Linked DNA regions of Mus musculus: region 1 is linked to region 2. The links are chromatin loops, found by intact Hi-C in ENCODE. Cell type or tissue: left cerebral cortex. All regions are shown on one strand. Each heading gives the region's core, and the rest is flanking DNA. Links, peaks and the distances in the headings are about the cores only.

What was found. A loop is a pair of places that touch in the nucleus more often than their neighbours do. Peaks named below come from ENCODE experiments on the same cell type or tissue, not always from the same donor. Only the 100,000 strongest peaks of a DNase experiment are listed, where the experiment ranks them.
Region 1: a loop joins it to region 2, with 3 times the contacts of the local background. A loop is called at or near these places in 13 of 42 quality-filtered maps.

Annotation. Positions count from the first base shown.
Region 1 is chr6:87,895,533-87,906,651 of GRCm38, reverse strand. It overlaps Copg1 (coatomer protein complex, subunit gamma 1), which reads right to left. Exons shown (of 24, transcript NM_017477.2): 11 at 10,891-10,958; 12 at 10,537-10,725; 13 at 8,604-8,699; 14 at 4,211-4,454; 15 at 3,092-3,167; 16 at 2,461-2,564; 17 at 1,711-1,836; 18 at 1,385-1,453. Among named protein-coding and RNA genes, the nearest start is that of Hmces, 13 kb to the left of the region's middle. In left cerebral cortex, for the core only: a CTCF peak has its summit at 6,320; a DNase peak (open chromatin) is centred at 9,248; H3K27ac peaks cover 599 bases.
Region 2 is chr6:88,097,315-88,107,898 of GRCm38, reverse strand. Rpn1 (ribophorin I) reads right to left here. Exons shown (of 10, transcript NM_133933.4): 6 at 8,526-8,625; 7 at 7,132-7,270; 8 at 6,918-7,037; 9 at 5,679-5,924; 10 at 2,595-4,534. The coding sequence ends at 4,352. It overlaps Mir6376 (microRNA 6376), which reads left to right and starts at 3,641; the gene lies at 3,641-3,771. In left cerebral cortex, for the core only: no CTCF peak of the experiment used is centred there; DNase peaks (open chromatin) are centred at 5,598, 7,228 and 7,380; H3K27ac peaks cover 536 bases.

The sequences.
Region 1 (11,119 bases), core at 1,807-9,806, 200 kb after region 2:
CGAGTCTTGAGATCAGAAGTGAGTGCTCTTATGCCCAATGAAAAGCTACTTCAGAATGTGCAGAAACAGCAGACATGGTAGCACAGACTTTTAATCCCAGCTACTCAGAAGACCACAGCAAAAGGATCCAACTCAAGGCTGCTTATGGTACAAAGTGAACTCAAGGCTACATGTGTGCCTCATTAAGATGGCTCAGCATCACAAAGACAACAGGGCTATAGTTCAGTGCTAGGGGACTTGTATTCAGCATGCTTGGAGTGCTAGGTTAAACTGTAGCACTAAAAAATGAGTGAGTGAGTAAATAAATAAATTAACTTCTTTGGGAACCTTTAGTGTAACCTGTGGGTAAGACTCTCCTCTCTATGCATCATGGCAGGTCCTAGCCCAGGGTCACCATGACTGACCCAGGCTAATCCTGGTGTTCTGATAGGCTGAAAGCAGAATACAGTTGAAGATCAAGCTAGGTGTCTGTAAAGATGTCCACTAACAGCTTCAGACAATGCTCTCTTTCCTAATCCTAGGCAAGATCACTGGTCGGCTATGTTAGACACAAGGCTTGATGAACTGTTACAGCAGCAATAGTGAACAGATACAAGACAAGAGGATTAGAGATAGGCTGAGCTCAAGTTCCTGGACTAGTCTTTAAGTTTCAAATATAGTGTTTTAAGAGCAAAGCTTATAAGGCAACATGAACTGCACACAGAAAGAACCAGAAGGGCTGGTGAGATGGCTCAGTGGGTAAGAGCATGCGACTGCTCTTCTGAAGGTCCAGAGTTCAAATCCCAGCAACCACATGGTGGCTCACAACCATCCGTAACAAGATCTGACTCCCTCTTCTGGAGTGTCTGAAGACAGCTACAATGTACTTACATATAATAAATAAATAAATCTTTAAAAAAAAAAAAAAAAAAAAAAAAAGAACCAGAAGCAGGCTGGGGAGATGGCTCAGTGGGTAAGAGCAAAGACTGCTCTTCTGAAGATCCTGAGTTCAGATCCCAGCAACCACATGGTGGCTCACAACCACTGGTAATGAGATCTGACACCCTCTTCTGGTGTGTCTGAAGACAGATACAGTGTATTTATTTATTTATAATAATAAATAAATCTTAAAAAAAAAAAAGAACCAGAAGCACAGCACAGGGTCTCTGAATGCCAGCTAAGCTCCATCAGGCCATGAGCACTCAGAGTCAAACAAGAAAGAAACTGGCATTCTCTCTCCCCTGGCTCTTAAGGAACCCAGTCCTTGCTCTCTTTAAAACCTTTGTGCTCGGCTGAAATGTAGGGCGTCAAACATGCACACCAGCATCTACCACTGAGGCATGCATGATCAGCGGTTGGCAGGCTCTGAAGTCACACAACTACTGACCATAATGACGTTACTCACCTTGGAAAATCTCCTGCCGTGTGGCTGCTACCTTCTCCGGCTGTTTGACTGCTGCGGTGGCGGTGCTTTCTGCAAGAGCAAGCATACCTGGTGTGGTAACCCACAGCTCTAGTCTCAGGCAGCATGGTGCTGCTGAGCCCACGTTATTGCTTGGATGTTGTAAATGTCAACTCTCCCGAGAGAGAAGCGTGCAAGGAAAAGAGCAAGCTGTCAGCATGGCTGTCCCTACCCACTTGGGGCTACTCCCTGTGCAGTATATCAGCCTATCCTTGCACACTCTACAGTCCAGGGAAACAGACGGGCCCTGGGGATGAGCAGGGCCTTACCTGGTCTCTGCTCTGCCATAGGCGTGGTGGCCAGAGGCACAGACTTGAGGTCAAATGGCTTCTCTGATGGTTCGAGTGTGTACTGCTGCAGGGCTTTCTCCAGACCAGGGATGGACACGGTCAGACCTAAAGTCAGTAGAGAGTTATTCTGCCTGGCTGGCACGACAGAGAGGCATGGCGTGCCTAGGGAGGACAGAGGCCTGGGACTCCTACCATGACTGGTAGATGTGCTGATGCTGACAGTCATGGAACCTGCAAGCTTTACTCCCTCCCTATCCTCTTCCTCCTTCCAGGGTTGGCAGGTAGGTAAATACGAAATAAGTTAAGTGCTGGTACGAAGACAGAAACCAACATACCAGGCTTAAAGATTTTTATTAATGACTGTTTTGCACTCTGGACATTGACCTGAGGGGATTGTCATGAATTCCAGGCCAGCTTTAGCTACATAAAGAGATACTATCTCAAAACAACAAAGTTTTGGACTGAGGATACAGCACAGTGGTGGAGACTTGGCAAGCATATGCAAGTCCTGAGTTCAAGCCAGAGTAACACACAAAGAGCACTTAATTTACTTGGTTATTTCCATTGACTGGATCAAGCCATGCAGCCCTGGGTCTTCTGAGGTTATATCAATCCAAGAGACTGCTATACAACTCTAGTGAAGCATGAATGGTCTTGGGTGCCTTGGCTCAGGGACAGCACGCCTTCTCTAAGGCCACAGGAAGGCCCTGGTGGCCAGGGACAACTTACCATTTAGGATGTAACCTGCGTTGAGAGCCTTCTGCTTCTGTTCCAGAACGTTCAGATAGAAGGTGGCTCTGTCTCTCACTTCATTGTCGTCGTCCATCACACACCTGCAGCCAGGACACAAGGCACTCCTGACTGAGCCTAGCCAGGGGGTCAGAGGGACCCTGCAGGACTGTACAGGGATGGCAGGGCAAGGCAAAGCTCTAAAGCTCAACACTATAACATACAAGGGGCTGATGCAGCTCAGTGGTAGACAGCTCTCTAGTAAAGATATCACCCAGCACCATAGGCAAGCCAAAAAAGGCAAAACACAGAGGTACCCTTGAGCTTAGAGGAGTACACTTCTGGACTCAGCAGGTACTAAATACCACAAAAAGTGCACAAATATACATGCAGGCAAAACACCCACACAAATAAGATAAACATAATTAAATCTTCGTTGGATATGGTGCCTTGCACCTTTGATTCCAGCACTTGGGAGTCAAAGGCAGGAGGATCTCTGTGAGTTTGAGGCCATCTTGGTCTACAGAGAAAATTCCAGGATGGCCAGGGCTATATAGAGAATTGTGAATAAAAGGTGGACTGGACCCAAGGGAGCACTGCTATGCACTCTGGCTTCTGAGCTGAGACTCACCTCTTCAGCAACACCAAGATACTAGGCAACATCTCTTCGTTCTGAGCTCCAAACTTGGCCAGAGCACTTACTGCACCTAGTTCCAAGGTAAATATGACTCACCCGCAGCCCCTCAGGCCCACCTGCCAGAGTGCCGAGGCTGCCCACCAGTGTTCAGAGTGGGAATCCACGCAGAAGCGCTAGGGGGTGGCACCGCTGACACAATCACAGAACAGATCCTGTGTAATCCTAGTGGATCTTGGTGCTACCCAGGTCTCTAATTCCTCCTCCAGTCACTGGAGAAAGGGTGACACACATGTGGCTCTTGTTCTAGGGCTTTAGGGACAACTTTCAAATGAATAAGGCGACAGGCATTATCAACACTGTTAGCTACTTCTGAGCAGCTTCCTTTGTAGCTAAGCTTGAGAGTAAAACATGAGAAAATAAACCATCACTTACGACTAACTACTAAAAGAAGAAAATTTGCCTACAAGGGAATAGAAGTAAAAATGGAAAATAAGATGAAGTTAAAAACAAGATGGTAGGGCTGGACAGATGGCTCAGCGGGTAAGAGCACTGGCTGCTTATTCTTCCAGAGGTCCTGAGTTCAATTCCCAGCAACCACATGGTGGCTCACAACCATCTGTAATAGGATCTGATGGCCTCTTCTGGTGTGTCTGAGACAGCTACAGTGTACTCATATAATTGAAATAAATAAATCTTTAAAAAAAAAAACCAAAATGGTAGACTGTTAGATCACTGACTTATAAAAAAAGATAAATCTTGTGGTGTGTGTTCTCTCTCCAGGTATGGTGGTACATACTTAGGATTCCAGCACACAGAAGGCTGAAGCAGTACGGTTTCAAGTATGAACCAGCTTGGCTATAGAATAAGACCCTATCTCAAAAAATAAAAACAAAAAACTCTTAAGTACGAATATACAATGAAATTTAAAAAAAAATTAAATTTTAAAAAAATCATTTATCCATTTGGCATCTAAAATCCTTCTGACAATGTAAAAAACAGCTTATAAGGCCATGTTCCCAGTGTGCTTGTCCCCCTGAGAGCTTAGGTCCCATTACTGGGCAAATTCACTGCAAAAGAAGCTAAGAGGCCAGGGTCACCCCAGCTCAGATATACCTGCCCGAACTTCTTCATGCTCCAAGACCACACGGTTGTAGATAAAGCGAATGTACTTGGAAGGGTTGTTGGTCTTGGGCCCCTCCTGGCCCAACAGGTGCAGGATGCGGGTGGCCAGCACAGTGAACTCGCAGTCCTCAATGAACTCGCACAGGTGTGACAATCCTGTCTCCTTGCTCTCTGAGTTCTCCTCGATGATGCTGATGATGCAGTCCACAATGGCACGCTTGTACTCAAAGCCACCCTGCAGAGAGAAGGGTCTAGCTGAGCAAAGATCTCACATCCTCAGGAGACCAACGCAGGCCTACAGCTCAGGCAGGCCCAGGGAACAACGCTCCATAGGCAGCCTGGAAGCAGAAGCCTTGGTTCCAGTCTCTGTTGGATAAAACAAAAGGCTTGGCCTTCTAATTCTAACAGGAGAAAGATTAATGGAAACATTTTAGACCCCATTTCCTCTACTGAGTGTAACACACATTACACTAGTGAACTGTCGTGTGCTGTTTAAGCTGGCTCTGGAGGAAGGGAAGGGCTGCTCCCTAACTCTGTTCTGGCCTCACACCCAATCATGTTTTGTCTTCCAAGACCCCTTGTCCAGGGATGATTGTCGTCTGTCCTGTGATAAAAGGAAAGGAGAACAGCAGTACAGTCCAGGAGTGCAAACAGCACCTTTGGGGACCGCAGAGTAAATCATGTGATGTTAAAACGAAGTGTCCCTGAAGACAGCTAAGCAAAGCAGTCCCAAAGCAAAAGACCCCCTACAGCTCATCTCACGATGTAAAAACTCGTGTAGTGGGAACGGCCAACTGCCAAGTCTCAGCTAGCAGGAGACAGGCTGTCAACAAGGGTCTCCAATGACTGCTCCTTCCCCCAGGCTTTCCCACTTACTCCTGTGGGATGCTGTGTATACACTTACATTATGCACTTTACTGCTCTCTTCCTTTACTCCTGCGTGCTATAGCCCTACCAGACCCACTGACATGAAACAGAAAGCCCGGCTATGGGAGATTATTCTCCACACAGAACGGAGATATGAAAAAATGGAGTGGGTAGCACACAAGGCTGGGAAAACAACATGGCGGTTCCTCACAACACCAAGGACAGAATTATCTGATCGGTAACTCCAGTGCTCGGTATCAGCAACAGGACAGATTGCAGAAGCACCTGTCACAAGGGCCACAGCATGGTGTACACAAAACGTAGCCTCTTCACTAAAGGAATACTACTCAGCATTGAAAAGCAGAAAGTCCTGATACATGCTATGATACAGATGGAACCTGAGAATAAAGGAGACAGAAAAAGATGAGCACTTCACGATTTCCCTCAACTAAGGTAACTGCAGCAGTCAGATCATAAACATAGAGGAGAACTGTGGGTAAGAAATCTCGGAGGAAAATTAAAAGGTTGGGCTGGCTAAAAGCACTTGTCCAGAAAGAGGACTGTGGTTTGATTTCCAGCAGCCACAGGCTGACTCCCAACCACCCATAATAGAGCTCCATGGGATCTCTCACCTTCTGACTTCTGAGGACACCAAGCACGCACATGGTGTTCATACATACATGCAGCCAGACATTCACACATAAAATACAATGAATAAATCTAACTGGAAAAAACAAACAAACAAAAAAACCTGAAGGGGGCTGTAAAGACAGCTTAGTGGTTAAGAGTACCAGCTAGCTGGGCAGTGGTGGTGCACGCCTTTAATTCCAGTACTCAGGAGACAGAAGCAGGTGGATTTCTGAGTTCGAGGCCAGCCTGGACTACAGAGTGAGTTCTAGGACAGCCAGGGCTACACAGAGAAACCCTGTCTCAAAAAAACAAACAAACAAAAAAGAATAACAGCTATTCTTCCAGAGTAAAAGACTGAAGTTCCCAGCACCCCCATCTGGCAGCTCACAGATGCCAGTAACTCCAGCTCCAGTGGACCTACCACCCACTCTACTCTGCTCAGACACCACACTTACACACACACACACACACACACACACACACACACACATACACCCCTAAAGATAAAATATTTTAAAAAAAAAAAAAACGTAAAAATTGGGGGCTGGAGAGATGGCTCAGAGGTTAAGAACATTGACTGCTCTTCCAGAGGTCCTGAGTTCAATTCCCAGCAACCATATGGTGGCTCACAGCCATCTGTAATGGGATCTGATGCCCTCTTCTGGTGTGTCTGAAGACAGCTACAGTGTACTTACATATATAAAATAAATCAAGAAAACTTAAAAACTACAAAGTTTTGATGAGCTAAACATAGTTGTGCATGTCTATAATTCCATCTTTCACACACAGACCCCTACATCCCTCATATATAGAAATAAAGTTAAGAAAAAGATCCTAGATGGCGGTAGAGTCTAGGTCAGTGGAACAAGGCCCTGACCTGATCCCTGGTATTCTTTCCATCCACCTCTGTGGACTGGGACAACACAGGAGCAGCTCGCTGGGCTGCTGCTGAGGCCCACCATCCAGCCCATGGGTACTCGTGACCACACACTAGAGTGTGTGGACTCAAGAGCACACCTTGTCGCAGTCATTTCTCTCCTGTCCTGGCTTTCTTTCTGCTCTCAGTGTCAGGGATCAAGTGTCTTTTTATCCATCTCTCTGGCCCCTCACTTCGCCTTTCGTGTGTCAGCCTTACAGGTTATTCTGAAGAACAAATAAGGTGAGATCTGAGCCAGGCATGGCCCATGCCTGTAATTCCAGCACTCAAGATACTGAGGCAGGACAATCCTAAATTCACAGCCAGCCAGGACAACATAGGAAGAACAAATCTCAAGGGGAAAAGGAAAACAAGGTGCTGTGTGCTCAGCATGCGACCACAGTGAGTGAGGTACTAGGCTATAAACCCCCGAAACGCTGCTTCAGTCTCACTGCTGCAGGCAGCCACGTCCTGGCTGCACGACAGATGTCAGCAGAGGCAAGGCAAGTTCTCAGGTCTGAGTGTTCCAGCCCCTCAGTGAGGGCCATTCATAACCTTCACTGCTACAGAAAGCATGTAACTTTCCGGGAGGGAGCCAGAAAGCTGAGGAGACAAAGCTTGGGCTTTTTCAGTGAGAGAAACCTGTGCTTTAAGGGCCAGAGGCACCTGAGCTCAGATACCACAAAGTGTTCTGCTTGTTCTTCAGACTTACCTGAGAGGCAGGTCATTCCACTCAAGTCACACTAAGCCTCATGTTCCAGTTCTTTAGATGGGTCTAGTGTATCCCAGGCTAACCTTAAAATCACTATGTAGCCAAGGATGGCCTTGAGCTCTGAACCTTGTTTCTGCTTTCCAATTGTTAGGATGTGCAATACAGGCATGGGAAGTGCAGTATGTATCACCTGCCCAGTTTATACAGTGCTGGGGCCAAATCAGGGCTTCGAGCATGCTAGGCAAGCATCCTACCAGTTCAACTACACCTTCAGTTCCCAGAATCCTTTTTTCTTTTGTTCTTTTTTAAAATGTGTGTTGTGTGTGTGTGTGTATGTCTATGTGAGGATATGTGCACATAAGTACACATAAGTACAGGTACTCAGAGAGGCTAGGATATGGTGTTGAATCCCCTGCAGCTGGAGTTATAGGCAGTTATCAACTGCTAATCATGAGTCCAAAGTTTGATTCTCTGCAAGAACAGTATGCACTCCTAAACTTTCTCCAACCCCCCCCCAAATCACTAACACGCACACACATGCACACACACTTATCATTTTGTGTGTATGTTTTAAAAATGTATGTGAATACAGGGCTATATATCTCATGTCACAAACATGGACAGGAGGTTAACTTTTAGAAGTTGTTTCTCTTCTTCCACCATGGAATCCAGGGATTAAAATCAAGTCATTAGGTTTGTTTAGGAAACCTCCAGACTGCTGGGATTCAAGGTGGGCACCACTATGCCCAGTGGAAGTTCATTTCTTACAGATATGCATTCTGGAGGCAGAGACAAGTGGATCTCTGTCAGTTCAAGGCTAGCCTGGTCTATATAGTAAGTTCTAGGATAGCCAGATCTATGCAGCGACCCTGTCACAAAACTAAAACAAACAAACAACACCCAACAAAATCCTGGCACCCATGTTGTGTTTTTCAGCCCCAGTTTTCCAAGAGCTCCTGACTGACATGCAGCATCCTGCACCACCAGACTTCATAACAGAACCCATGCCCCGCCCTTCTGTATAAGCACTGCCTTGGGGCACCTGCTGGACCTGCTGCCATGCTGGTGAGTCACATATCACTACTGTAATTATGACAGCTGCTGCTCTTGCTTCATCTGTGCACGGAGTCTAAAGCGCCGCAGGCGCGGAAACAAGCCGTTTAACAGTGTTCTGAGCGTAACACCAAGAGACAAGTTTGGCAGTCAGGCCATTCTCTGCACCAACAGAATGTGAAGGACCCCAGCGGCCCCGCCCTTACCTCTTCCCTTAGCATGGTGAACAGGAAGTTCATGAGCACAGCATGCTTTCGAGGATACTTCTGGCACAGGGCACTGATGGCCTGGACAACCACCACCTGGGAGAGAGACCTGAATGAGTGGCAGTCCCTGACAGTCCTGGGGACTTGCTCACTAAATGCCACAGAGTCCCTCCAGGGGAAGACATGCCCTGGGCTCAACATAAGATGAAACCAGGAGGAACACTTCTCCATGCTGGGGCATAAGTCCTGAACCCACCTAAGGCAGGGGAAATATGGCAGTCTTGGCAGACCAAGTGTGTCTCGGTCTCCAAGCCCTGCCTGGCCGGCTTCTTCCCTGCCTTTTCTGTTTTCACCTGACATTCCATTCTCCTCTCTTTTCCTGAAGTCTCTTTGGCATTCCTACTTCTTCCCTCTGCTCTCCCCTCCCTTGTCTTTAACTGATTCAAGTCCTTCTATGGCTCTCACATCACCGCTCTTGCAGGCTCCTAAGCCAGTTCATCTTCTGAGATCCAAGTCTCCTCAAACTCATCCTCCACTGTCAGGAGGGCTAGGTTATTCTCATCTGCAAATCTCACCACATCGCCTTCATATAACCCACAGGCAGAGTAGATTTCTGCCCAGTTTGTACAACCCACACTCTAGAATTTATCCTGCTGAATTAAAAACTGCTCCTACTATTATCTGCTGACAGAAACTCTGCAGATTTCATGACTCCACTTATATAACAATGAAATAATCTAACTATGCAAAATAAGAATATATTAGCGACTGTCAAGAATCGGGGGTGCAGGGCTAGGAATGGAGAGCTTGAGTGCTGTCTAGTGATGCTAAGTCTGACTGTGGCAGCAATTTTGAAAGGTATCACACATGCATCTCGTAACCAACGAAATCGAAGTAAGCTCTCTAGATCGTACAACGGCTGGTTTCCTCATCAACTACAACTGTGCTGGATATGGGCACTGGAGCGGAAAGAAATGCCCAGGGCTCCCCTCTTAGTTATTTATTTGCAACCTCCTGTGAATTATTCTAAAGTAAAAGTTTAAAAAATATGTTGGGTGGTGGTGGTACACGCCTTTAATCCCAGCATTCAGGAGGAAGACATGCAAATCTCTGTGGGTTCGAGGCCAGCCTGGTCAATAGAGTGAGTGGCAGGACAGTCAGGGCTACAAAGAGTAACACTGTCTTTTAAAAAAAAAAAGAAAGAGTAAGAGAAGCCAGATACAGTGGCATACATCTCTACTATTGGCATTTGGGAGACGGTAGGAGGATTGCTCCAAGCTTGACACTAGTCTGTATTCTACTGAGTTCTAAGTCAGCCTGTTTAGAAAAACCGAAATGACAACAGAAAGGACAATGAAAGCCAGGCAGGGCACTACATATTGGTAATCCCAGTAGCAATGAAGGAGCTCAAGCAGGAGCATCCTGAGTTCAAGGTCGAATGAGCTACATAGGGATGCCCTGTCTTGATTTGAAAAATAGAAAAAATAAGTCCCAAACCACCATCCTTCCAAACGACTTTTTTACAATTAGAACTTTACCATGAGCTCTACGTCAGGAAACAACCGCAGCCTGTTCTGATGTCACCACTTTGACCTGCTCCCCAGCTGGCCTGTCTCCGAGTACTTTCCCAATCCCTGCTCCTGCCCCTTCTCCCTGGCTCACACTGCCTTCCTCCCCAGCAGCTGCTACTTCAGGGCCAGCTCCTCACTGCATCTCAGGCTACTGCTCATTTACATGTCTGCTCATTTTCTAAACCTTACTCTCCCAACAGACAGTTCCCATCTGCCCCATCCACTGCTGCCCCACTTCCGAAACTCTAGCACACTGTATTTAAGGTTCAAAGGGACAGAGGGTCAAAAACTGGGAGGAAGGACAGCAGGCTCAGACCATCTCCCTTGTCTTGGGGACTGCAGGCTGTGAGGGTACTGGGTACCTTGAACTCATCTGAGATCTCCGACATGAAGGAGGAAATCTGCTTCATAAGGCGGTCAATGCTGCTCTCGCTCCCTGTCTTGAGCAGGGTGGTGATGGCCAATGTGGCGATGCTCCTGTTTGAGTCTGTAACCAGGTTTTCCAGATCTAGATTGCAGGCAGTCACCGCTGAAGGGTGCTTCATAGCCACCTGCAGAGGGAGGACAGACACCGGGCAGTACCCAATTCTGTCATTTCACCTCTGGCCTGGCCAGAGGTCCTTTGGGGACCATGTCTACCCGCCTCCCAGTCCATTCAGGGAAAGGAGACAGCAGCTGGACCAGCCTGCATCCCCTCCTCTCCACTCAACTCTTACCTTATTGAGGGTGCGCACAGCAGCATAGCGAAGTGCAGCCTTGGGTGAGCTACAGAAAAGCTGGAGCACTGCAGGGAGGAAGACACTGTCATCAGGCTGCCTAGATGCCAGGCAAGGGAATGTCAGTGGAATACCTGGGGTTCCCAGGGAATGGCATGGGATCAAAGGTGAACAAGCTCTCGGGCTAGTCACACACAAGCCTTCTGCTTAGCAGAGAGCAGCAGAACTG
Region 2 (10,584 bases), core at 2,585-10,584:
TTTTGACTCTTCTCATTGGCTCCTTCTCTCCTGGCTCTAACACCTCTCCCTCCCTATCACTCCCTCCCCCCACCTCCCATCAGCATTTCAACAGACTCCAGTTCTTGCCATAGTCATGTGTGTACGCTCCCAAATTCATGTTAGCCTAATCCCTAATGGAGTGAGTGAGTGTGTGTGCGTGCGTGCGTGCATGCGTGTGATGATGATAATGATTAGCTCATGGAAGAACAACCTTCATCAATGAGATGAGTGACCTGATAAGGTCTCTGAGGTTCCTCTTTCCTTCTCCAGCATGAGGGACTTGGTGAAAAGCCCACCCAATAACCAAGAGGAGTCTCACCGCACCCAAATGCCCACACCTCCCTTCAGGATTCTCTAGACGTAGGATGGTAAAGCCCTGTTGATAAGCCACCCAGGCAGCTTTTCATGATAGTGGCTAAAGCCAACTAAGACACTGATTTTTAAGGGAATCCTGGATTCTTCATTAAGAGTGGAAGCCAAAAGAAGGGGAACCTTGCCTTCTCCCTGGCTTCATCACCACATGAAAATGGAACCTCAGAATTCTCTCCAAGTTGTGCACTGTCTTTTCCCATTTGAGTACTAACCTTTTAAGGCTCCCTAGTTTAGGTCTAGACCAGCCATAGGTCACGTGTAAACTGAGGCAAGAGGCTAGGAGGACACAGTCAAGGGCATGGATGGGGGTGGGGTTGTAGGGGAAGGGGTGTGTGTTGTGGGGAGGCAGGGACCAGGTGGGGCCAGAGGCTGTCTTGATGCTCTCACCTCCCCAGCCTGGTGATAGGTAGGTGAACTGTACAGCCTCTGCCCAGCCTCAGGAGTCCATCTTCAACATGGCGGCAGCTTGGTCTCAGTGCAGGTCTGCAGAAGGCTCTGGTGCACTGGGCGCTTCCTGTCCCAGCCTGCGGCCCCCAACCGCTGGCAGCGCGGTTTCCGGCAGGGCTGCGGCCGGGGCCTGCACTATCAGCTCGGCACCAGACACCCGGTCAGGATACTTGTGGTGAAACTGTGAGGGCTACTGGGCCTTTGGGGTTTTCTCCATGTCAGCCTCCAAGACAAATGGAGGCAGCTCAGAACCCGCAGACCTTCCCTGGCCTGTACTGTGCTCTGAGCCAAGACAGGGCTGACCAGGGATGGGCCCACCTGCCATGTGGCCTTGGGACACATGGGCTAAGGCAGTGGGCTGGTTTTAGAGCCATCTGCCATGTCTGGATCCAAAGTGAGGCTGTGCATCACTCAAGGGTTCAAAACCTGGTGAGATGTGAGACCAGGTCTCCTCCGCTCCTCAGGGACTTCCAAGAGAGGCATCAAGGCTTTTCTTGCTACTGGAGGAACTAAAGTGCAGGCTAGCACGGGGCTGTAATGGCCTGAGGTTCTGGGTACCAGAGCAGCAAGAATGGAGACAAGGAGACAGTAGAAAACATGATGCACTGTTCCAGCCCAGGGATGCCAGAGCGCCACCGCTAGGCCACCAGCAAAACCATGTCCTTTGCCTTCGACTTCCTGAAGCAGGACTTCGTGAATCTCAGGCGCGGTAATACTGGAACCGGGACATATAGTGGATCCACCTTCTTTAGGGAAGGCAGGGAAAGAACCAGGCCTTTAAACCAGGAGGGGCGCACGCATGCGCGGCGGCGTCCGAAGCCAGCCACCAACTGCGCTTGCGCATCTCATTATTGGTGCCTGCCTCTCCTTGGCTTTTGAGGTGGCGCCAGTGTGCTACCACGGCCCGTTCCCTCTTTAGGCCACCAGGGGACGACTGGAGCACGCGCAAAAAGAGATTTGGCGTGGATGTTTCTTTCTGAATACTCCAGCAAACAGAAAAAAAGAGGCCTGGGCTTCTATGGGGCCGGGCGCTGAGCTGGGCACCCGCACCACAGGCAGTTCACGAAGCGAGCATCACCTTGTGAACATTAGCTGGAGCCTCAGCCCTTCGTAAGACCCACTCTAGAGCACGTAGCTGTTTGGGCAGTCCCTTAACCCACTGTCAACCAAGCTCCATCTTAAAGAAAGTCTTATGTAAGGCCAGGGAGGCAAGACTTGATTTCACTACCCATAGGTCTCCTGATCTTACCACACACACACCCTCCCCACCCCCTTTTTGTTGTCCCTGAGACTGGATCTCATTAAGTAGCTAAGACTTACCTTGAAGGCCTTATGCACCATCATCCCCCACCTCCCAGGCGCTGAGAGTAGCAGTCCTGCGACAGCCACCACACCCAGTCCTCCAAATTTCATAGCAGATCTCTGTACCCAACTCAACAGCAGATGACTGGCCTGGCCCACTCCTAAATCCCAGGTATTGCTGGTCTCCTGCTTTGACCCCTGCGCAGTTTGCAGTGTTCCATGATAGCTCTTGCCTGTCTTTTAGCACATTTCTCTTGCCTTCCCAACACTAGTCCTGGTCTCTTCTCTCCCTGCTAAGTTATTTGCCTACTCTAGTGGCAACTAATTCTCATGAGGCCTAACACAGCCTTGGGAATCTGTTGCTGTTGAGAGTCTCTGTCTTGATTTTGTTTCAGTGACTTCTGCTCAGTACCATATGATGGACATATTTCTTCTAACAAGCATACATTTTTGTATATTCATCTCGTTTATTCATTCTTGAATAAAGTGAGCTCAGCGTTGGCTTGCAGATATTAAAAAGTATTGATTTCCATTCAATAAATGCTTTCTTAAAGAGAGAGTCTCTCCACATTGCTCTGATCTCAAATTTCTTTGTTCAGTGATCCTCAGCCTTCTAAGTAGCAGACCATATCCTGCCACGAATGCCCTAGGTGTCTTCTAATTCTACATTCTTCATGGGCACACCTACCCACCACAATCTCCATCCCATTTCCCTAACCAACTTTGTGCTGGATAAACCACATGACATCCCCAACCACATATCTCCTTGTCAGGTTCTGGGCTGTCTGTGGACATCCTATTTGGAGCTCTCAGGCGTCTCATGATTGGTATCAGAAACCAGTCCACCCGTTTCTCAAAACTGGCCCATAGTTCTCTGTTCTCAGTGGATGGTACAAACACATCAGACAGCGCCACCAACCTAAGATGTACATAAGCCAGACAGGCAGCCCGTAGCCATCTATTAGTGTTAGCCAGAAGGTGAGCTTCTATCTGTCTGCTGGCCCAGGTCACGTTACAACAGTCACCTAAGATGTGCAGGAGGTGCACGAGAGCCTGACTCAGTCAGGTGACAGCTTCCTGACCTCTGTATGTTACTTGAAGGAGCAAACAGGCAGATGCTTCCTAGCACGTTCTCAACCACCCAACACCAACCCCCACATCTGGGTATCATCTTTGACCTGGATTACAATATGCTCCTGGCTTTCTCATACCAAACTCTGGCTGTGTTTTCAACCAAAACAGCCCTGGCCCAGTGCTCAGTCTGCCCTGATATAAAGTAAGCCAGAGCCTTAGAGACCTATGAAGCTATCTTGTTCTGGACTTGCACCTCTGCAGCCCTGTCATAACCTGTAATATCCACTCTAGTACAGGCCCTCTGTGGGTCCTCAAGCACCAGGGCCCTTCACACACACTGCCCACTGCCTGGAACACTGGCCTGCACGGTTCTTAAGGCTCAGCTCTGGACTCCCCTCCCCTCAAACACACACCCACCCAGACTTAGCCCAGTGTTCTCCAGTCCATGACTTCCTCACAGTGTGGCCAATTGGAGATTATGAACCATGACTGCTCGCCCATCACAGTTTCTAATGCTCAGCACGTGTGGCACAGATTTAAGGAATACAAAGGCTCACTCCACCCCTGTTGTGTGGCCTCCGGACCTTACTGGGCCTCTCGAGACTTGTATCAGTGTTCTGACACTTGCCTTGCACACACAACAAGAAAACCCATCTTGATAAAAGCAATATCCCCAAACTTCAGAATTACATGAGAGATTTTTCAGTACAGCAAAAGCAAATGTTCACAGTCCCTCCTTTATTTTCATTTGGTCATACACACTTTTAAAAAACCATGCATACGCTCACAAAAGACCCAAACATTAGAAATCAGAAGACCATAAAACAGGACTTGAAGACAGAAAAATCCCCAGCTGTCAAAACAGAAACCACCCATCAACTGCTGAAACGCCTGTGCTCAAAACACAGCCAAGTTTGTCTTTTAAACAGAATTTTTTGTCTAGGTTTTTGCTTTTTTAAAAAAAAGGGAACCATTCAGAAATAAGGGACAAGCTTCCCGCAGTGCCACGGATAGGCCACTGCCACGGACAGGCCTCAGTGGTGTCTTGAGGCCTTGGGCTAACCACAACCTCCTCTTTCTACCTATCCAATGCCACTGGAAGTCTAGGCACCTGGGCCTGCTCTGGAGCCAGGAGCTACAGAGCATCCAGGATGTGGTCGATCTTGGTGACCAGCTCCTGGCGTTTTCCTGAGCTGAGCTTCTCGTTTTCCAGGTACGTATCCTTCTTGAGCTTGCCAGCCACCAGCCTCTCTGCTTCTACCGCCGACTTCAGGACCAGCTCCTTGACCTGGGCGTCCAGCTTCTGCATCTCACTCACCTGGCAGAGACAAGAACAGGACAGGGTTTGGGAGCCGTCCCCTCACCCCACTCAACAGCCCCACTGCCCCCCTCCCCCCAGGCCTACATATCCAAAGTGACACAAGAAGATTCAAAAACTCAGCAAAAGTAGCGCCTATGGAAGAGAGCTGGCAAGTAGGAAAACTGCCCAGGTCAAAACAGTGGCCTCATCATTTACATGGCACATTCTTTTCAAATGACAAGCAAGATAAAGCCACGGAACCCCAGCATCGCGCCTGGGCACAGCGGGCTCCCTAAGTGTCTTCTCTTTACTGGGGCCAGACATCTGTTAGGACCAGACCACTTCTGCTGTCCCAAGTGCCAGGCTCCAGAAAGCAGCAAAGGAGAAAGTGTTCTTTCCGCCCTCAAGGAGCTGACACATAAACCCTCTAGGCACATGAATAATTGTTCCATGGTGGGTGCTCTAAAGGAACTAAAGGGCACGGATGAGAGGCAAGGTGGGGGTGGAGGAGCTAACAGGGAGCCTAACAACTCTGAGGAGCACTTTCTGTTACTGATAACTAGCTCGCATAGCACATGATGGTCAGGACTCTAAACACTGACAAGATCCACCTCTCAGGTACTGTCAAAGCTACTGGCCTCCCATTATCCATAAGAAAAGGGAAACAGAGAAATTAGATAATCTGCTCACATTGAGAGTCTAGATCAGAGCCTGGGATTTATGTCTGGATGCATTTGGTTTATTTATTTACTTTTAAAAACAAGGTCTTACCCTTTGGCCAGGATATTATGTGCCCTGGGTGGATGTCATCTGAAAATACACACTCCCACACATATACACACGTCCAGCGTGCTGAGGTTACAGGCATGGCCACCCAGAGCTGAAGACTGGTATCTGGGAGGAGAAGCACTGCCCTGCCAGCCCCAAGGACACAGCTGCAGAACTTCTCCAAGCCAGCCTACAGATACCAAAAGCTTTCTGTCCCACCACATGCACTGGCAGCACTTGATGAGCCTGTGGTTCTGCACATATGGGACAGGAGAGCCACTGGAGCCTTGCCTAGCCCAAGGAGTCGGGTGGATGCTGCTTTCAGCCAGAAATAGTTCCTGGAGCACAGCGTGTACTTTTCCACAGAAAAGTGACTCACAGCACTAACACTCACCCTGTCACACAGGTCTGAGCCCTCCGTCTTCAGCCGAGACTGCAGTACAGCAATCTCGCTGGTCACAGCCTTGTGCTCTGTCTCTAGGCTCTTCTTGCCACTGTTGAGGGTAGAGATATCCCGGGACTGCTTGTATCTATTGACAGTCTCATCAAAGTGACGGTAGAGGCCCAGCCTCTTGTTGACCAGGGTTAAGACCTGCTCTGTGATACAGGCCACTTTCATCCTGGCTTCTGCAGCTGGATCCTGGAAGGTAGAGAGATGACATGTCTGTCAACAGGCTCACTCCGACCTACCTGCCAGAGGATGCCTACTGCCACCAGCCAACAGAAGTCACCTCAGAACACCAGGAGTCAACCCCTTCTGACACATAGTGAGGACCATGCTCAACAACAAAGACTGGACGAGGCTTCACTTTCCAGTTCCCTGGGCACATGGACATGACAGGACATGACAGGACAAGAATGGTAGACTGAGGCATGAAACTGGCAGGAGAGCTCAGCTCTAGCCATGGAAGACTTCAGGGAGGCCATCTTGTATCACTCCTTCTAAGGTTTTCAAGGACTTCAGGAAACATCGTGGACTCTTCCTGCCATTAACATCCCTTAGAGGCCACCCCCAGTCCAGGCTGGCTTAGGTCTGGCGGGCACACGTCACTTCTACATACTAAACCCTTAGAAAGGTATGTGAATAGGATGCTTCTGGTGCCCAGCACAGGGCTTCAGGTCCCCTTGCCCAACAGTACTACTGCTAAGAGTGAGAAAGAATGGAGGTGAAGGAAAGGAAAGAGAGGACCCGAAGACAACTTCTGTGCCCGCAGCCCCAGGGACGGTGGCCTTCAGTCAGCAAGCAGAACTCCAAGGGGAGAAAGAAGGTGGTGGATGCCCCATGTCAGCGGGATCTGAACTCTGATGTCATCCTTTCACAAGGAGCTCCGCAAGGGAAGGGACAGAAGCTACTGCTGACACGGCCAAGGGGGCACCCCACCTCCATGTTCAGAAGAGTAACAAGGAGCAAAACAGCAGAGCCACCACCACCAGTCACTCAACCACGTTCTGACCTCACCTAGTGTCCAGGTTGCTTCTACAACCAAAACAAGGCAGGAAGCAGAGACTTAACATGGCGTGCTGGTGATTGCATTCTCAGAGGTACAAGGTCCTGGGTATCTTACGGTGGAGATGTGTGTGACACATCACGGGGGCACTAGGACGCCTGACACAGAGGAAGAGAGCAGAGTACCTTGGTGATGGAAAAGTCCAGACGGACGTAGATGATGACGGTGAAGAACAGGATGTAGAAGGCGGCCACGACCAGCAGCGGCTCCTGCAGCATGAGAACCTTGTTGAACGTGTAGTGCACCTGCGTGTGAGCCAGGACAGAGAAAGGCGAAGGTCAGAGAAGAGCAGCTCACGTCCTGCCCACAACCCCAACCACAAACAGCAGAGCCACTCACCACAATGTCCTGAATGTGTTGCTCGACGAGATTCTTCTTGTAAGCCACAATCACCGGGCGGCCGAACGTGTCTAGGTAGGTATAATGCAGCTCGTCTGGGGCCCGGCTGATATCGTAGGGACTGTCCACCTGGATGTTCCTGGGACACACAAACACAGTCACAGCCTCAACAAACCACACCAACACACGACGGTGTGGGCTGCACAATTCTAAGACGAAGGGGCAGCAAGAAGCTAAATTCACACACTTCACCCTGCCTACTGCCAGCATCTGGCAGCCCTTTCCTCCTGCTGCTGATTCAGCCCAAGACTGGACTCATCTCCCTCCAGTGCTCACAAGGACAGTGTGCAGCTTCCCAGTACAGTCCACCAGATTCTCCCAGAACCTGAAGAATGCCTTGGGAGTTATTCGGAATGCTCTTTCCTTATACAAATCACAGTCTCTTTCAGGGCTAGGGCACAGATATTACTTTCTGGCCAGGCTTAAAGTCCCCGTAAGAGTAACATCACGGTAATTTAGCTTGAAGAAACAACTCCTCCCGTGAACAGTCAAAGTGCACGTCACCCTGCTAATCAGAGTAGTTATATGAACCAACAGAGACCAGAAACTAGATAAAGTGACACAAAAGTATTAGCAGCTCGCACTAAGGACAGGAGCCCTGTAAGTGTCTGTCTGCTCCTACCAAATGGATTCCTGCAGATGCCCCTGGCTCCTTCCTAAAGTCAGTGGCTCTCCTGTGAGCACACACATCAGAAGTACTGGGGCTTGAACCAGAACCTCATGAAAAGTCTAATAGGCACTCTACCACTTAACTACATACACAGCTCCAGTCTTTGCCTTCATTCCTAAAACCTAGCTCTGTAAGTTAAACTCTATCAGACATCTCTTACCCAAACTGATCGGAAAGGATTCCGCCTGTTTGTTACAAAAGACTCTGAGATAGGAAAGTATGGAGCTACAGCCGAACCACTCACTCCCTGTTAACACACCACAAAGTATACCTTTTATTTATTTATAATTTTAAAAGACAAGCACTTGCTACATGTAGCCCAGATTGGCCTGGACTCTGTGGCCCAGGCTGGATTGCAACTTGAGATCCCCCGGGCTCATCCCCACATCCTTCCCTGGCATTAGACCCCGCATTACTGTCTGACAGAGACAACTCTGACTTCTGCTCCAGACACACGAAGACTATGGCTTTGGAAAGCTTCCCGAGTGCATCTGTGCCTCTAACTTCTCTCTCCTAGCATCAGTCAAAAGGTTCCACAGAAAGGTTCTCAGGAAATGCTACTTCACGAGCACCTACACTGCACCCCTAGAACGCAGATCCCTGTGAGGCACCAGGATGATACTGTCAAAGAGATGGCAGATGGAGGAAAGGGACACTGACTTACTTGGCTCCCTCGGGCAAGATGATCTTCACTGTCAGAGAATCTATCACTTGCTCATCAAACACGTGGTCTACAAACCGCATCTTCAGTGCATACTGGTCACCTGAAATCATCAACAATGCAATGGTGTGAGCAAAAAACAAGATGGCAGATAGGAAATTATAAGACATGAACTTTCTCCTCTTACACAAAAGGAGAGATGTTATCAAGAGTTTGTGGGCAAGAGCCAATAGGGTGAGAGCTAGTGGTGGCAGCATGGGCTTTTTGGCTTTTTTCCAATCTCTGCAGAAGGCAGAAAAACTAAACAGCAACATCAAAATCCAAGGACCATTAAAACACAGCACCGTGCATTCTCTTCAGTTCAGTTCAGCTGTGCTTATTTGCTAAAGATCACCATCACAGCTGGGCTTGGAGACGTCACAGGAGGAGGGTGATGGGACCCTCACCTGAGCATCCACACCTCTCAGACATTTGTATAATAGTATGCCCTAATGTAGAGAGAAGTCTCAGGGCCTCCCAGGGAGGGACTAGAAGAGTTTTCTGAGGAAACTTAGGGGAAAGGGGCTCTATATTTATAGCTATGGGAAGCCATCACCCATGCTGACTTCCCAGTGTAGCTACCTTAGGGTCACCCACACACCTGCCAGTAGGCCCTCACCTAGATTCTGTAAGTCCAATAAACACTGGCTCCCCAGGTAGAACCTAACATTGCTTTGTCATTGGGACGTTATAGGGGATGGGGGGAATAGACATGGCCTGGTCCTCTCCATCCCAGGAAAAGTTGTCACAACACATCATCAGCCACAAGACCTGCAGGTGAGCAGTGTCTGTGATGGAGAGCAGGGGAGGTGCATGGCCAGTGACGGGACCAAGGAGAGAAGAACTACAACAGGTAGGTTTCTCTACAACGCTGAGCAGGTCAGCAGATGAATCCCAATGCTATGCCCCTGGCTCAGCAGGAGAGACAGCCTGCAGAGACCCCCTACATCCTAGCTGTCCCTGAAAAGCTCACAAGGCTACGAGAGCAACCCTTCAGAAAAAGAATAAAAACTATAAAATGTAGAATAGCCAAGTGAGCAGTTTCTTCCACACCATCCCCAAACAGCACTGGGAACTGAAACCAGGACCTCGCACGCTAGGGAAGCACTCTGCCCCTAAGAGGTAGCCTCGGAGGCCAAGGAAGCTCAGAAGGCAAGCTCGGATGCTACACTAGTGTAACGAAGGACTGAACCATGCAAAGGATGGCCTAACAAACCTACTTCAACTCACACCAGAAACCAGCGTTAAAAAGGTAAAGATGCAGGTTGTAGAAATAGCTCAGCAGGTTAAGGGCACTGCCACCAAACCTGACAGTCTTGAGTTCAATCTCACCATATGAAAAGAAAGAATGACTTCCACAGCTCATCTGTGACCTGCGAATAAGTGCCGCAGCAAAGGTACGCGCGCGTGCACACAACAAACATGTAAATAACACAATATCTATCTATCTATCTATCTATCTATCTATCTATTTATGATTTTTTGAGACAGGGTTTCACTGTATAACAGCCCTTGCTATCCTGGAACTCTCTGTAGACCAGGCTGGCCTCAAACGCACAGAAATCTGCCTGCCTCTGTCTCCTGAGGTGCTGGGATTAAAAGTGTATGCCACCATGTCCAGCATATAGTGTTACTTAGGGAGAGGGAGAGGGAGACGGATAGACACAGAGAGAGACAGAGACAGAAAAAACACAGAAGGCAAACATGCCTGTAATTCCAGCACTAAGAGTAAGAAGCTGATCTTAAGTTCTAGGTCCATTTAGGCTACACAATAAGAAAGACAATAAGAAAAATTAAAAATTATGAGAGAAAATGAATGACTGGCTACAGAACTCTGTAACCCTACAATCCTGTCATACCCTGTGCTCTTCAGAATCAAGACTTTCCCTGTGGAATTAGACATGAAATATATAAGAAAATGCACTGTAGATGCTTACTGTTTTACAGAGATAAAATGTACACTAAGTTCCACAGCAGAAAGGGAGGGCCAATGACACTCTCAGAGCACTGAACAACAGTGTAC